Regions from separate parts of the Homo sapiens genome. Here region 2 is linked to region 1. A link is an interaction called in ENCODE POLR2A ChIA-PET data of the cell type or tissue named here. Cell type or tissue: PC-9. All regions are shown on one strand. Links, peaks and the distances in the headings refer to the core of each region. The heading gives the core; the rest is flanking DNA.

What was found. Peaks named below come from ENCODE experiments on the same cell type or tissue, not always from the same donor. Only the 100,000 strongest peaks of a DNase experiment are listed, where the experiment ranks them.
Region 2: POLR2A ChIA-PET joins it to region 1 with 7 read pairs; 8 of 35 experiments call an interaction of 5 or more read pairs at or near these places.

The regions. Positions count from the first base shown.
Region 1 is chr12:92,558,884-92,566,830 of GRCh38, reverse strand. All of the region lies in intron 1 of LOC105369905 (a long non-coding RNA gene), which reads right to left. Among named protein-coding and RNA genes, the nearest start is that of LINC02397, 96 kb to the right of the region's middle. RefSeq lists a silencer at 5,669-5,748. In PC-9, for the core only: no CTCF peak of the experiment used is centred there; no DNase peak of the experiment used is centred there.
Region 2 is chr12:92,366,061-92,374,007 of GRCh38, reverse strand. The region is part of intron 1 of LOC105369902 (a long non-coding RNA gene); the gene reads right to left. Among named protein-coding and RNA genes, the nearest start is that of LINC02391, 6.2 kb to the right of the region's middle. In PC-9, for the core only: no CTCF peak of the experiment used is centred there; DNase peaks (open chromatin) are centred at 4,227 and 4,747; H3K4me3 peaks cover 488 bases; H3K27ac peaks cover 3,041 bases.

The sequences.
Region 1 (7,947 bases), core at 1,307-6,306:
AATGCCATGACTGGGGTTGTAACTTATATTGTGGTGAAATCAGCTGTTTCATAAGTAGAGTTTTGATGGATTTCCTCTGCATTTTAGCCTTTATGTCTCACTCCCACTCCTGTGGTATTTCAGTTTTCAGATTTCTGAGCATCTCAATGGTTCTTCCAGGCAACCTATATCCATTGCTGTCACTAACCCTCCACCCTCTTTATTTTGCTCTAAGCTAACCCCTTTGGATGCTTTTCACCTGTCAGCATGTTTTCACTTTTCATCTGGGGTTGTTTGTTGAAAAAAAAAAATTGTTGAAATCTTTTATCAGTTTATGTCCATTTCTTTTTCTTATTTTAGCTTATGAATTTGTACCTATTTGTATTCCTTTACTAACATTTTAATAGGCTTTTGGATGGAAGAGAATATAAATACATTTGCATAATCTGCCATCTTTATCTAGAAGTCCCTGTTAATTTTTAAATATACATTTGTCTGACCTGAAATCTGTAGACACATATTTAGTATTTATTTATAGTCTACATCATTTGTAAACATGTGTTTTTAGTGCATATGTGTAAGGTGCCTTTTGGCATGTACCATTTCTCTGACAATTTTCTCAATATTTTAAGGTATAAACAGGTCAAACTTTTAAAAAAATCCTTTCCAGGTTGTAACTTACCTCAATTATATTTTTTCTAAAAACAATTCTGTAAAATAGGTATTGCCACCATCTCATTTTACAGACGAGAAACGGAGATTCCAAGAGAGTTGAATGATAAGCTTAAGATAATAAAGCTGATAAATGTTGACCTGGTTAGATCCAAACTTCGGTTCAGCGGTACATGTGCAGATTTGTTACCTAGGTAAATTGCATACGTCATGGGGGTTTGGTGTGTAGATTGTTTCATCACCCAGGTAATAAGCGTGGTACCTAATAGGTAGTTTTCAGTCCTCATCCTCTTCCCACCTTCCACCCTCAAGTAGCCCCAGTGTCTATTGTTCCCTTCTTTGTGTCCATGTGTAGTCGATGTTTAGCTCCCACTTATAAGGGAGAATATATGGTATTTAGTTTTCTGTTCCTGTGTTAGTTCACAGAATAACAGCCTCCAACCATGTTGCTGCAAAGGACATGATCTTGTTCTTTTTTATGGCTACATAGTATTCCATGGTATACTATGTATATACATGGTATATGTACCATATTCTCTTTATCCAGTCTACCACTGATGGGCATCTAGGTTGATTCCATGTCTTTGCTGTTGTGAATAGTGCTGCGATAAACATTTCTGCATGTGTCTTTATGGTAGAATGATTTATATTCCTTTGGGTATGTACCCAATAATGGGATTGCTGAGTTGCACGGTAGTTCTGTTTTAAGTTCTTTGAGAAATCACTAAACTGCTTTCTACAGTGGCTGAACTAATTTACATTCCCACCAGCACTGTATACATGTTCCCTTTTCTCTGCAGCCTTACCAGCATCTGTTATTTTTTGACTTTTTAATAATAGCCATTCTGACTGGTGTGAGACAATATCTCATTGTGGTTTTAATTTGAATTTATCTAATGATCAGTGATGTTGAATATTTTTTCATATGCTTGTTGGCCACATGTATGTCTTCTTTTGAAAAGTGTCTGTTTACCTTCTTTGCCCACCTTTTAATGGGGTTGTTTGTTTTTTGCTTGTAAATTTGTTTATCTCTCATGCTATGCTATGTCTCTTAGACAACATTTGATAAAACCAAATAAATACAACAGCATAAATAAATAAGTTAATCTGTTTAAAGAATAAATTTCTACTTTCACAGGGCATCATGTGCACTGCTTTAGTTTTCAGCTTGGTTGTACTTTTTAATAATATTTAAAACTGGTCCTGAATATTTGATAAGGATATGGCAGTCCTAACTTCTCTCATCAAACTCTATGGATAACTTATACTGATAAAATAAATTATGTTTCATAAAAGAAAAGCTGTTGTTTCAAAAGTAATGGAGGCAGGGCCAAGGTACAATCAGACAATTTTAATTGTCTTCAACTATTATATATCTTACTATATTTTAGGTCAGATAATTTGGCTCATAATATTCAAAACTGTATTAATTATGGGATTTTACAACAAGGTTATGTAGTGTATGTTTGCCAGTTGGGAAAGAAAGATAATTATGCTTGAATGTAGGTCACATTTAAGAAACCCTCTTAGGCCTATGGGAACCATGTTTCCTTAAAAATCAAGAGTTAATGATATTAAAGAGAATGGTGCCACCTCTCATCCTGTGACCCAGTTCTTTTGGTCAGAGACGATTTTTACTTTTTTTGGTGGGTGTGCATAATTTCCCGTAGGGCAGCTTGGATCAGTTGTGGTAGCTACTGAATTGGATCATGTTGGTTATAAGAAACTGGTAGATGAAGCATTACTAATGTGGATATTTACAGGCACATTTCTAGGGCTGATGTCATAAGCAGTTAGTTCTCTTAACTCCCCCCAAAGTTGGATACAAATATTGATTTTTAGCTGGGCAGATCTTTGTCTACTATGCAGTTGTTTTATTCTTTGTCCATGAAAAATTGTTGATATGTTCAAGCTCACAGTGTTCTGTTTTGTTTTCCTGATCCTTTTTTTGTTTTGTTTTTTGTTTAAGCATTACCAAATGTTAAGTCTAAAGAATTTAGATTTAAAACAAGAGTGAACTAGGAGTTCATATAAGGATATGATATTCATATAAGGATCTAACATAATTTTGTAGCATCTGAGAACTCTGTTGTAACTACTTAACCATTTGAATTGAGCTCTTAAAAAACGCTCTGCTCACAAATTTCCCAACCTCTGTTCCACCTCACTCCATCCCACTGCTCACCACCAGTAGAAAAAAGGCTGCAATGGAAAAACAGACTGTTTAAAATTCATTGCATGATACAAAAAGAAACATAAGGTTTTCTAATGCTGTAGCTCTATGTCCTGAAATTGGGGATAATTTTACAAGATATGTAGCAAAATAGATCTCAGCTCCCAATATTCAGAACAAAGCTTTGATTTTGTCACTGCAATTTAAGTGGTTCAACTTATGTTGGGGTTGAGGCAAATTGCTTTTTAAAATACAGAGAGATAGTGAGATATAAAATTTTAATTTATAATTTTAATTGGGCTGGGATTTTTTTGTCTGAAATGTGTGCATTTTCAGTTATTATTTTCATCTTTGCCTTATCTTATTACTAATGAAATACTATAGTTAACTAGTGAGCTGATGATACATTCTGAGGATGAAATTTGTAGCCTATATTTCTCTTTGTCTCTTTTCCAGATTTAAAGAATTAAGATACTTGAATAAGCTGCTGTAAGGAACCACCAATACTAGAAGACATACTGTACTTTAAGATGATTGGGCATTGTGTAGTGCAGACACCAATCCTTGGAAGGACATACAACACACTAAGGATATTTGGGGCCATGGAAAAATCTAGCTCCTGAAGTAACTGATGAGGGTCCCCCTTTTCCCAGCAAATACTCGGCCTGCAGGACTAATGTTTAACTAGCCATGTAGTTTAACATATATTTCCCTATTCCCCTCCTTCCCTTGACTTTTGTCAAACTAGCTTTCTTGGACTAGTTTGATTATATGCCTCTTAAAGGGAAGGAAGCCTTGTATCTTTCTCTCCATTGGCATCTCTATGAAATTCGCATGCTGGTTACTGAAGACAGCAAAGGCTCACAGCAAGCTATAGATGTCCTGGATGAATGTCTTTGCTGAGTCTTACAAATTTAGACCAAAAAAAGAATACTGGAATCTAGAACTAATAATATATATATATAATATATATATTTTAATAAATATATTTTAATTAAAAATATATTTTAATAATATATATTTTAATAACATATGTATTTTAATAAAATACATAGATATATATTTTTAGTCCTATACAGGTCCATTTAGCTGTTAATTTCCACTTCAGAATTCTCTTGTGATGATGTCTGAGTGGGGTATGAGTTCCTCCAGGCTTTGAGGTTTATATAAATAAGAACTATAAGATCAACATTTACCAACAGGTGAGCTGTAGGATGGTAATCCAGCTGCTGCTTGTGTTTTGGGTGTAGTACATTTAGCTAATCCTATTGACTATAATTCTAACTGGGTGGCTCTTGCTAGAACTTTGGGGAAAAGATGTAATCTTCAGGCCAAGGGTGAATGGAGTACTCCAGCTATTCTTGAAATGACCCAGATCTCAAAGCAAGAAGTTGATTTACTTTTTAAAACAAGATTTATAAGTTGCCCAAACTGTTCTCTACTCAAAGGTTATGGTTGGAACCCAACCAAGATAGTAGAAACACTGCCTTCATCAAGCCAGACATTGCTCAAGTTTATAATGCAAGATAAAGAAGAAGTAATACATGTCCTGTTTTAAAGACATGTCTAATTGCTAGGAGAGCACTCAGGTAGCAACACAATAGATCTGCCCCAGTGGTCTAAGCAAAGGCAGTCTCAAATGTTGAGAAGAGTAAGACTTAGAATAGGGAAAGGATTGTGTTTGGCTCGGTCATCTGTAAGTCTTTTTAAAGACCTAGGATGACTTTTAGGGTGTGTACATGACAGGATAAATGCAAGTGTTTCTGAGACTTGAAGACTCTGTAAATAAGGGGATTGAGGGTAGATCTAAGAGAGTTGGAGGTACCGGAAATGTTGGGAATTGGATAACGAATATCACAGAATGAAAGTCTAATTCTGGTGAAGTTAAGTTAAGAATTCTACCTTTTCCTGTTTGAATAACATGCACTGGCTTTAAATGATAATTGTGGAACATCTTAGAGAAAACCTCAGACTCCTGAGCAAGGTGTCTGTTTTAACCAACATAGCAATTTATTTCTGTGGAGAGATGAGAAAATTTTGAATGATTCTTGATTTTTAGAGCACTGCATTTGGTAACCCTATTATAAAATTTTGGATATATATTGCACCCCATAAAATAGCTACAGCAGTTTAGATTTTTTAAATGGCCAGAGCCATTATGTGCTGCAGCACTTGGATTTGGTCCATAATGCTTCGCAATCCAACAGCAATCTCTAAAGCCCAGAGCCCTGGGACTGTTTCCAACAAAACAGTAGGTCAGCACTGAAAGAGAAAGAAGTGGTTGCCTACATTGCCACAAATGGAAATGAGAGAAGAGACGTGCTTATCAGGGTAAATAAACTTGGTCTTATTATTAGAAAAGAGGTGGCAAGTGGGCGGAGGGAAAATAGGCACAGCACTGACATTTACTAAGCACCTACTCATTGTCTCACACATTATTAGATGCCTTAATTCATTACTTCATTTAGTCCTGGCAAAATTCTAAAGATTTGATTATTGTCATTATTACAGATAAAGAAACTGAAGAGAGAGTATATTAGGCCATTCTTGCATTTCTATAAAGAAATATCTGAGACTGGGTAATTTATAAAGAAAAGATATTCAACCGGCTCACGGCTCTACAGGCTCTACAGGAAGCATAGTGCAGGCATCTGCTTGGCTTCTGGGGAGGCCTCAGGAAGCTTATAATGATGGTGGAAGGTGAAGGGGAACAGGTACGTCACATGGCCAGAGCAGGAGCAAGAGAGAGAGAGTGGGGGTGAGAGGCACCACACACTTTTAAATGACTAGATCTCCTGTGAACTTAGAGCGTGAGCTCACTTAACACCAAAGAGATGGCCCAACCCATTCATGAGGGACCGGCCCCCATGATCCAAACACCTCCCACCAGGCCCCACCCCCAGCATTGGAGATTACAATTCAACATGAGATCTGGGCAGGAACAAATATTCAAATTATACCAGAGAGGTTAAGAAAATTGACCAAGGTCACACAGCAAGCATGTGGTGAATACGTTTTGTTAACCCAGGTAACTGACTCTAGAATTTATGCTCCTTTTAATCTGTCACAGTTGAGTTTTACTTTGATGACTTGTTATTAGTGACTGCTGTAAATCTATAACTGTTTAGGTCATCTCTACTGTACAATGGTCATGGGTGATTGAACCACTAATTAATCATGTGTCTTTGGGTTTATTCACTCATTAAACAATGACTTGTTGAGCCCCAATTATGTGACAGCTACTGAGTAAGGTAATTGCACTGCAGCAGGGAATAAGAGAGATGCAATTCCTGTCTTTATGAGCTTACATTATGGAAACAGTAAGCAAGTAAAGAGATTAACATGTTGAAGTCTGTGAAGGGATTACTTCAGTGAGTAGAACCTTAATGCAATCCAATACTCCAGATTGCTATAGGAATGAGATGTACTGGTAAACTGAATAGTCTGGTTATTTATGTAGACTTTATCAAGAAATGGATCTGGACTCACTTCATGGCAAATCTCCAGGTGACAATGCCCATATTGTTTCACCTACAGATTAGTTTCCATAAAACAGTGCCCCTCATTCTTCTGTGTATATGCCACTCAAACTGTTACTCCTTTAATTTTTTTCTAGTTTTTTCCTTTGGAAGACTTTGCTAGGTTTCACTGTTACTAAAAGGGAAGTAGCAGACCACTTCAGTAGGGTTATGCCATCTCTATTTTGGAGTGAGGGTGCTTTTAAAAAATGGTACTGGGTTTTTCTTCTTTTAAAGGTCACACAGTTCTGATTTAGAATGCTCTCAAAAACATATAGATAAATTTAAAACATGAAATTTGAACATGAGTGCTATAATAACATTTATTTAAAAAAAACTATCAAACTTGGCTAAACAAAATGTGGTACCTATACACAATGGAATACTATGCAGCCATAAAAACAAGATCATGTCCTTTTCAGGAACCTGGGTGGAGCTGGAGGCCATTATCCTTAGCAAAGTAACTCAGGGACAGAAAACCAAATGCCACATGCTCTCACTTATAAGTGGGAGCTAAATGATGAGAACACACGGATACATAGAGGGGAACAACACACACTGAGGCCTTTCAGAGAACAGAGGGTGGGAGGAGGAAGAGGGTCAGGAAAAGTTACTAATGGGTACGAGGCTTAATATTTGGGTGATGAAATAATCTGTACAACAAACCTCCATGACGCAATTCTACCTATATAACAAACTTGCACATGTACCCCGAACTTAAAATAAAAGTTTAAAAAACTATCAAACGATACTGTATATATTTTAAAGGTACATACATACACAGAAAAAGATCTAGGAGTAGACATACCTGATCCTGGGGAGGAAACTGGAATTGCAGCTGGTGGCCAAATGGGATTTTATCTAATTTATACTATTATTGTATTTTACAGGGAGAATGTATTCATATATTATTTTTATAATAAAAAATAATGTGAGAAGAAGTAAGATGAATGGAGACCAGCTAGGAGTCTATTGTAGTATTCCAGGAGAGAGATGGTCCTGACCTGAAATAAGCATGGAGGCAGTATAGCCTAGAGACTGGGAACAAAAGGCTGATTCCAGACTGCTTGGGCTTGAATTTCTGCTCTTACTCTCACCATCTGTGTGCCAACTGGAAACATTACTTAACCTCTTTTTGTCATGGCCATTTCATCTGTAAATGGCTATGAGCAGAATATCACCTACCTAATAGGGTTGTTGTGATAATTAAGTGATTTAGGACATGAGAGGTGCTTAGAACAATGCTTGGTACATAGTAAGGCCTCTATAAATATTAGCTACTATTTTAGGAGGCATAAACAGCATTGGGTGGGGGGAAATGGGAAGAGTGATGAATAACTGAAGATGGTAATACAGTGGACACCAAATTGATGCTGAATATCTTGAGAGGCCTTGTGAGTCATCAGTCATCATACTTTTGACCATCTCTATGCCCTGAAGTCACAGGGTATAGAACATTATGATGACTGTACTAATTCTATGACAGATACTGGATGTTGCCTTTCTAGTCGTGAATTCCAATCTGGAATGAGATGGTCACATCCTTAGCCTCTCTGTATAGTTCTTTAATGAGTACGTTGGTAACCATGCTACTTATCTTTAGTG
Region 2 (7,947 bases), core at 1,679-6,678, 190 kb after region 1:
GTTGTGCTGGGAGTATTTATCACACAGAAAATTGGTATATACATCAGGGTGTTTTAAATTTATTTTTTCCATAATAACCAACCTTTGGCAAACTAGAAATTTTAAAAAATTATAAACTTTAAAGAACATCCACAGAAACATCAGATTTTAAGGTGAAATGGAAACATTTTTCTAGAAATAAAAAACAAAACAAAGAGGCTCACTCTTACTGCTTCATTTCAACATTGGTAGGGAGGATCCTAGACAGTGCAATAGAATAAGAAAAAATAAAAGTAGGCTGGTGTGGTGGCGCATGCCTGTAATCCCAGCACTTTGGGAGGCTGAGGCAGACCAATTGCACGTGCCCAAGAGTTTGAGACCAGCCTGGCCAACATGGCGAAACTCCGTCTCAACTAAAAATACAAAAAAATTAGCTGGGCATGGTGGCACATGCCTGTAGTCCCAGCTACTTGTGTGGCTGAAGTGTGATAACGGTTTGGACCCAGGGGGTGGAGATTGCAGTGAGCAGAGATCATGCCACTGCACTCCAGAGACTGTGTCTCAAAACAAACAAACAAATACACACACAAAAAAAAAAAAAAAAAAGAAAAAGAAAAAAGAAAGGTATACATATTGGAGTGAAATAAGTAAATCCCTCATTATTCCCAGATGACATATAATTAAATATGTTGAAAATCTAGGCAAATTATTTGTATATAGATTATTAGAATTAATGTGTAAGTTTAATAAAATTTATTTAGTCAATTAAAAATCAATTAAGATCAATAAAAATTTAAAAGTTATGAAAATATCAATTAAGAAACCAATTATATATGTATATATCAGCCAAATACGTAGAAAAAAAGAACTAAAAAAAAAATAAATGTAGCTCTGATAAACTTATTCCCACAAGCAAAAATTTCTTTTTAATTAATTAATTTTTTTTTCCAGAGAGCCAGCTGTTAAATATTTACCAGCCTACCACTACTCTTCTGTTTTTAATTTTCCCACACTGAGCCCAGTGCTAGAACTGGGGTAGATATTTAATAGGTTATTACTGGGGCAGCAGTTTTCAGGGCAAGATTTGTTGAGCCTAGAATGAAAAGGAGGGTGGAGACAGAGATGGCGAGGGAGGGAGGCAAGACTGTGTATAAGAGAAGGGTGCTGAGGGAAAGGGTGGTGTGGGCTCAAGGGAGAAGCCGATACAGATGTGCTTCAACAAGCAGTGATTTTAGGGAACATCCTGTCAGCAGAGAGTCCAGGTGGCACCCATGATGAAACTTCAACAGAGACTTCATAGAAGAAGGTATGTCAGTGGCCAGTAATGATGGTCAACATCATGGCTCATCAGGAAAATTAAACCCACAATGAGATGCCATTTCACTCCCAGCAAATGACAAAAATCAAAAGACTGATGAGGCCAAATGCTAGAAAGAATGTGAAGTAACTAGAATTCCCATACATTGCTGGTGGGGGTGTAAAATGAAACAAACTCTTTCAAAAAATCTTTGTCAGTTTCTTATAATGTTAAATGTGCATTTATAATATTATCCAGGATTTCTGTTCCTAGGTATTTACTCTAGTGAACTGAGAACTTATGTCCACAAAAAGACTTGTACAATGATGGCAGCCTTGTTCACAATAAATAAAAATCAGAAACAACCCAAATGTCCATCAACAGGAGTATGAATAAACACATCATGGTATATTCATGAAATAGGATACTAATCAGCAATAGACTTAAAAGGATAAAATTACTGATATATACAACAACCCAGTTAAATCTCAAAAACATTATGGTGAGCTGGATACAAAACAGACATACTGGGTGATCCACTTATGTGAGGTTCAAAAATAGTCTAAACTAAACTACAACGATAGAAACAAAAATGGTGGGTTTTCTTTTTTCTGATAGGAGAGAAGACTAGGAATTAGTTGGAAAAGGAGACAAGGGACTTTTCTGGGTGATGGAAATATTGTATATCTTTTTTGAGTAATGGTTACACATTTGTATGCAATGTTCAAAGCCCACAGAACTGAACACTCCAGATCTGTGTGTTTTATCTTATGTGAATTATACTCAAAAAACAATAATATAGACATACATACTGTATCAGTTGTCTATTGTTCATAACAAATTACTCCAAAACTTAAAGTTTAAGTCAGCAAATATTCGTTATCTCACACAGTTTCTGAGGATCACAGATTCAAGAATAGTTTATCTAGGTGGCTCTGGCTCATGAAGTTGCAGTCAAGCTCTCAGCTAGGACTGCAATCCAAAGACTTGATAGGAGCTGAAAGATTTACTTCCAAGCTCACTTGCATGGCTGTTGGAAGGAGGCTTCATCTTTCTACCACATGGGCTCTCAATGACTTCTGCAGCATGAGTGCTCCTAGAGAGAGAACAATCAAGGCAGAAGCCATAATCTCTTACAACTAAACTAGGAAGTGGCATCTGTCACTTCTGTAGTCTTGCACTGGCCATGCAGACCAATCCCAGTACAATGTGGAAGGGGACTACACAAGGGTGTAGCCAGGAGGTGTGGATCATTGAGGGCCATCTTCAGATCTGGGCCCCTTATATACATATTGTAGGAAACACTTATATACATATTGTAGCAACGCCTGGCACATAGCAGCAGTCCAACGAATATCAGTGATCATTACGTGGTGTCCCAGGCATATTGGAAGAGAGGTCACACCTCATGCATGAATCTTGAGTATCAGCAGTTCTCAGTAAAATAAGTTTTAGCTGAGTGAGGTGGGGAAGGCAGGGAAGAGCATACCTTTCACTACATATAAAGGTGCTGAGGATTTAGTTTGCCAAGAAAAGAACAAAACAGTAAAAACTTTGGCCATGCAGGGAAGAGGAGAACTGGGCAAAGGGTTGACATGAAGCACAGACAATGGATGATATTTGGGGGATAGGAAGATTTGAGCATATTTACTAGCTATCATGACACTTTCTCAGTTCTCCTTTTCCTTCTCTGACTGAAATTTCTGAGACTTCTTGGCTGGCTCATTCTTCTTTCATCCTGGAATGACCTTCTCCCCTCCATCTAACACCCATCAACACTACCTCTTCTTAGCAGAGGCTCCTTCTCTGCCCTCATGGTGCATCCTTTGTACATGTGTCTTAGCTCTTATTTTATTTGGGTTGACTTTATTGCTAGTTGTTCACCTCTATCTCTGACACTGTATTTTGAGTTTCCTGAGAACAAGGACTGTGGCTTACCCGTTTTCATACTTTCTGCAGTGTCTTGTACATAGTAGGTGCTCTATAAATGTTGGTTGACATGAAATGGCATGTGGCAGTGATTTGAATTCTGTATCCTCTAGCCCAGAATATATAAAGCCTCATATTCTCTTTATTAACCACCCAATTAATTAGCAACTTCCAATAGGAAAGAATGACTCACCCTCCTCACACACACATTTCATTTCATTTTTGGAGCCCATGACCAAGTAGGTGTAAGTCAGGCTGTCTTCATAACTTTGTCCATGACAGTGACAATGGATATTGAAATTGAAAAGAGCACAGAGAGGAACAGATTACCTCAATAGACAAAGAGAAGCCTGGTTCAAAAGGAGAATATCCCAGACAGCTGTGGGCAATTCAGCAGCTGAACTGAACATTCCATGGATTTTTGCTTACAGGTTCCAGTTCTTGCACTTTTCCTATTCATGTATCCAAAGCAATGTGCTTCTAATATTATCTAAGCCCCCTTTTTCATCACTGTTTCTGGTCATTTCCTAATTAAAAATCCATCATAATATTCAATCTTTTGTTGTTGTTGTTCTAGAAAGAGGTTTTTACCTGAAGTAAATAGATTTCTATTACACACTTGCAGTTAGTAATTTGATGTCCTTGTCTGCTCCAAGGACCATCTGAGTCTTAGGTACTTCTGTTAAGTATAGGTCCAGTCATGGACAGGTATCATATGGTATAGCTTTAAGAGCTACAAGGGTTTTCTAGGTTAGAAGAAAAAAACATAATGATCTCACTCTTGGAAGCACAATTAGGCTAAGCATCCCAGCAGAGCCCACCAACAGGACACAACTCAGTATTTGCTGGCCCTAATCTGTCTCATCACTTTGGTCCATGTCCTGGGACTCAAACCAGCCCAATTTGTGAGTCAGTCTTGACCTAGGTCAGATGTATGGGGCTATGAGCTCTACCCATGGGTGGACTCTGGAATTAATTAGTCTTGGCTGCTACTCCTGGACATATCCATCTGCCCTGAGTCAAGGCCTTTCCCCCAAACCTGCAGGGCATTTTACTGGCATCATTTAACATGAGTAAGAAACTAGGTATGAGGGTGCGACTTTGTGCTGCTGTTTTCCAACTTAGTCCTTTAGTTGGGTCCAGCGAAGTGTTGGAGAGGCAATGTGATTTGTTTAATAATAATAATAATATCCCCAAATCTGAAATCAAGCTAATTTAGATTATTTTTCTTGGTTCCATTTCTTATTAGCTATTTGGTCATGGGCAAGTTACACAACTTCTTTTCCCATTTGGGAAATGGGGGAAATAATACTTGCTTTACAAGTTTGTTTCAATAATTAAATGAGCAGAAGGTGTGAAAGCCTTAGCATGTAGTAAGTGCCCAAAAATGTTATTTCTGTTTCCGTCTTCCCTTAGACTGGAGTTCTGCCTTTCCAGCACATTGAGTTTATTTCGAGCACCAGCTTAAAGATTCTATAACGTGCTGTGATGTCCACACTCCAACCTAGTTCCTTGGAAGTGACATCAGTTCAAATCAAACACAAGGCTATTGTGTTCCTTTGGATTTGTCATACTGGATTGGCAGTTGTTTCCCTTGGGGTACAACTTGGCAGCTGATTCAGTTTACCCTATCTTGACCTTACCTGGTCACAGACCTTCCCAACCCTATATCTGATGCCAGTAACACAGAGGCAAGCAGAGTGGAATAGTGTTTAAGTGCACAGGCTTTCACATTGGATAACCTGAGTTTAAATCCCATTGCTATTACTTCCCTACTGTGTTATCTTAGGCAAGCTACTTAACTTCCCTAAAGGTTCAGTCCTTTTCCAAGACAATGGGGAGGACCACATGAGATCATACATACGAAGCTCTTAGCAAACTACCTGGCACATAATGAATGCTCAATTAATATTGGTTATGATTTTATGCTTTGCAGCTGAACCTAATCATGTAAAGGATGATATGCACTAATCATCAAGTAATGTTTGTGTCTTGAATACCATTCACCTGTCAGTAATTGGAATCAGGCCACAACTGTTCTTGCCAAATTAGGCAGTTCCAGTTTTTGTATGGTGAACTTTGGGTAAAAGAGGCTGAGTGGTTCCTTAGCCACAGGTATATTTGATAATATTTTTATTTGCTTTATTTCATTTATTCACAAGTAGCCTCAGAATCTGGGTTTGAAAGAGGGAGAAAATGATTCTTCACTCACCTATGTGTATTTCTGAGCCACAAGGAGAAATTGAGTCTAGAAGAAATGAGGCTACACTTATAATCCAATTGAGAATCTCTAAAGGCCTGAGCCAAGCAGAGGTATATGAGAATAAAAGTCCCCATGAATTCCAAGCCCTAGAGTGCCCTGCATATAGCAAACCCAGAAACACTACATTTATTAGCAAACACATAGGGGCCTCTATGACTTGGAATCTTACACTCGGAGCCATCACAGCATTACTGAAATCCTAAAACATTCACTTCTGTGGTGCACACCATTCAGGCCCCAGGAAAATACTTCTCCAAATCAGTTGACCTATGTCCTAAGAACAACAACAACAAAAAACTACATCCACATGCCATGAAGATTTGTGGATTGTGCTTCTGCTAATGTGGAAGTCAGAAAATGCTTAAGAAGACAGGGAGTATTTGAATGACAGGCACACTTAGATAAAGAAAATAAAAACAAATTATTTTAACTTGTCCAGTTCTTCCTTTGTAAAGCATGTGTCCAGCAAGATATCGGTTCTTTACATTGGTAACTAAATGTACATTGCCCTGTGGAATTGTGATTAGTTTAAGTTTTATAAACATTTAATGATATTTAATTACTTTTTAAGAAAATAAAATATAAGTTTTATTTAATAATCTTTATTCATATTTGTTATACCTCTTAATTATAATTCATATTTCTCTTTTCATGTTATAAAATAATTTGAATGTTTGAGAAGAAAAATAACTTTTTGAAAACAAAAAAATCATTTTTATATTTCAGGTTTGCTTTATTTTATGTTTTTGATTAAAATATACTCAAACTGAATATTTTGGACATAATCACATTTTAATTTTTGATCCTTTAGATCATCATTATCAATAGAATCAAACTTGTGATTTACTTAAAAAAAAGCAAAGAAATACATTTTAAAAAATGCATATGAAATACTTTTTAAATTATATATGTTTTTACTTAATTCTTCACCCAAACTTTGGCAGCCCATCAATTGAATACACAGACATGTACAATATTAATTCAGTCATCTTTGATATTTTACAGATTTTCAAATGTATAAAAACAATAGCTTTTATATTTAAAACAATTTGTCATTAGGAAGATATACTAGTTTAGGAAGGGGATAAAATATATTTTATTGGGCAGTCTGTATGCTTCAGTTATAACTTTAAAATATTTAGACATAAGGCATGTAGGCCTCCATTTGCACTCCTGACTTGGGCCCTGAAGAATTGGGAACAGCCTGCCAGGGGTACATTCATAGTCCTGTCATTTAAGATTGAGGAGGAAGAAACAGAAAAAAATGAAGGCAGTCATGATAATTTTAAAACCAACCAACCAATCAACCACCCAACCACCCACCCAACCAACCAACCAACCAACCAACCACTCACCCAACCACCCAACCACCCACCCACCCACCCAACCAACCAACCACTCACCTAACCACCCAACCACCCACCCATCCACTCAACCAAACACCAAACCAACCAGCCAACCACCCAACCAACCAAAGACATAGAGCACATACCAGCAGGGAACAGCTACTACATCTGTTTCTGCTTCCTCATACGGCAGGCTTTACAACTTAAACATGGTCAGTCTGCACTCTGAATGTATTACCCATATATTTTAGGCAAATCTGTACTTTTCAAAATTTTATTTTTGAAAAGAAAGGTACAGTCTACAGAATCTTTCATTCCTGATTCGATCATACTCAACCCATTGGCCACCTGCTATTGTTGAAGTGGAATTCAATTGCAATATACTGAATTCAAAAAGTCAATATCCAGGTATTTTGATATTTTTATAATCTAAAGATCCAGTCTCTAGGTAACAATTAGAGAGGACCCAGAGACCCAGAGCTCCAATCAAGAAATATTGACCAGAAACTCAGAAGGGTGAGTTTCTCATCTTCTGTTTCCCCACTGACTCAATGAAAAATGTTACCTGGATACTACTGAAATTCCAAATAACTACATGCTGCACCACTAAGGACAGCAACTGCTTTTTTCCAGAATAATCAGGTTGTCATCAAAGTAGAAGGCTGCTGAAATGGACAGCAAGCAACACGCACACACACACACACAATATCACATATTTTGTTCAGAAAGACATAGGTCTGGGTTTTGGGTTCAGAAAGACCTATGCCAACACATTATTAGGTTTTTAGAAATATTCTATGGATCAATGAATAGAGAGAGAATTTATTCTTCTTGAGGAGTAGGTATTTAAGAAATTAGTAAGGATTAGGAAACTTTTAAAAACATCTCTTTGGACTTACTTTATATGGTTATATGAAACAATGAAATCATTTTTCTGTATAGGAGTCTAATCTCCTTGGGAGTAACATTTTACTACCTGGTTCTATTGCTTTGTAGTTGAGTGTGTATTAAGTCCGATATCTACATACAAGTAACAGGGACAAATGGGTTCCTTTTGTAAATACTCCCTGCCACAGTCTACATTTGTAATCAGACGATCAATATGGTTAACATGTGCCAACTTCACTGGAGAA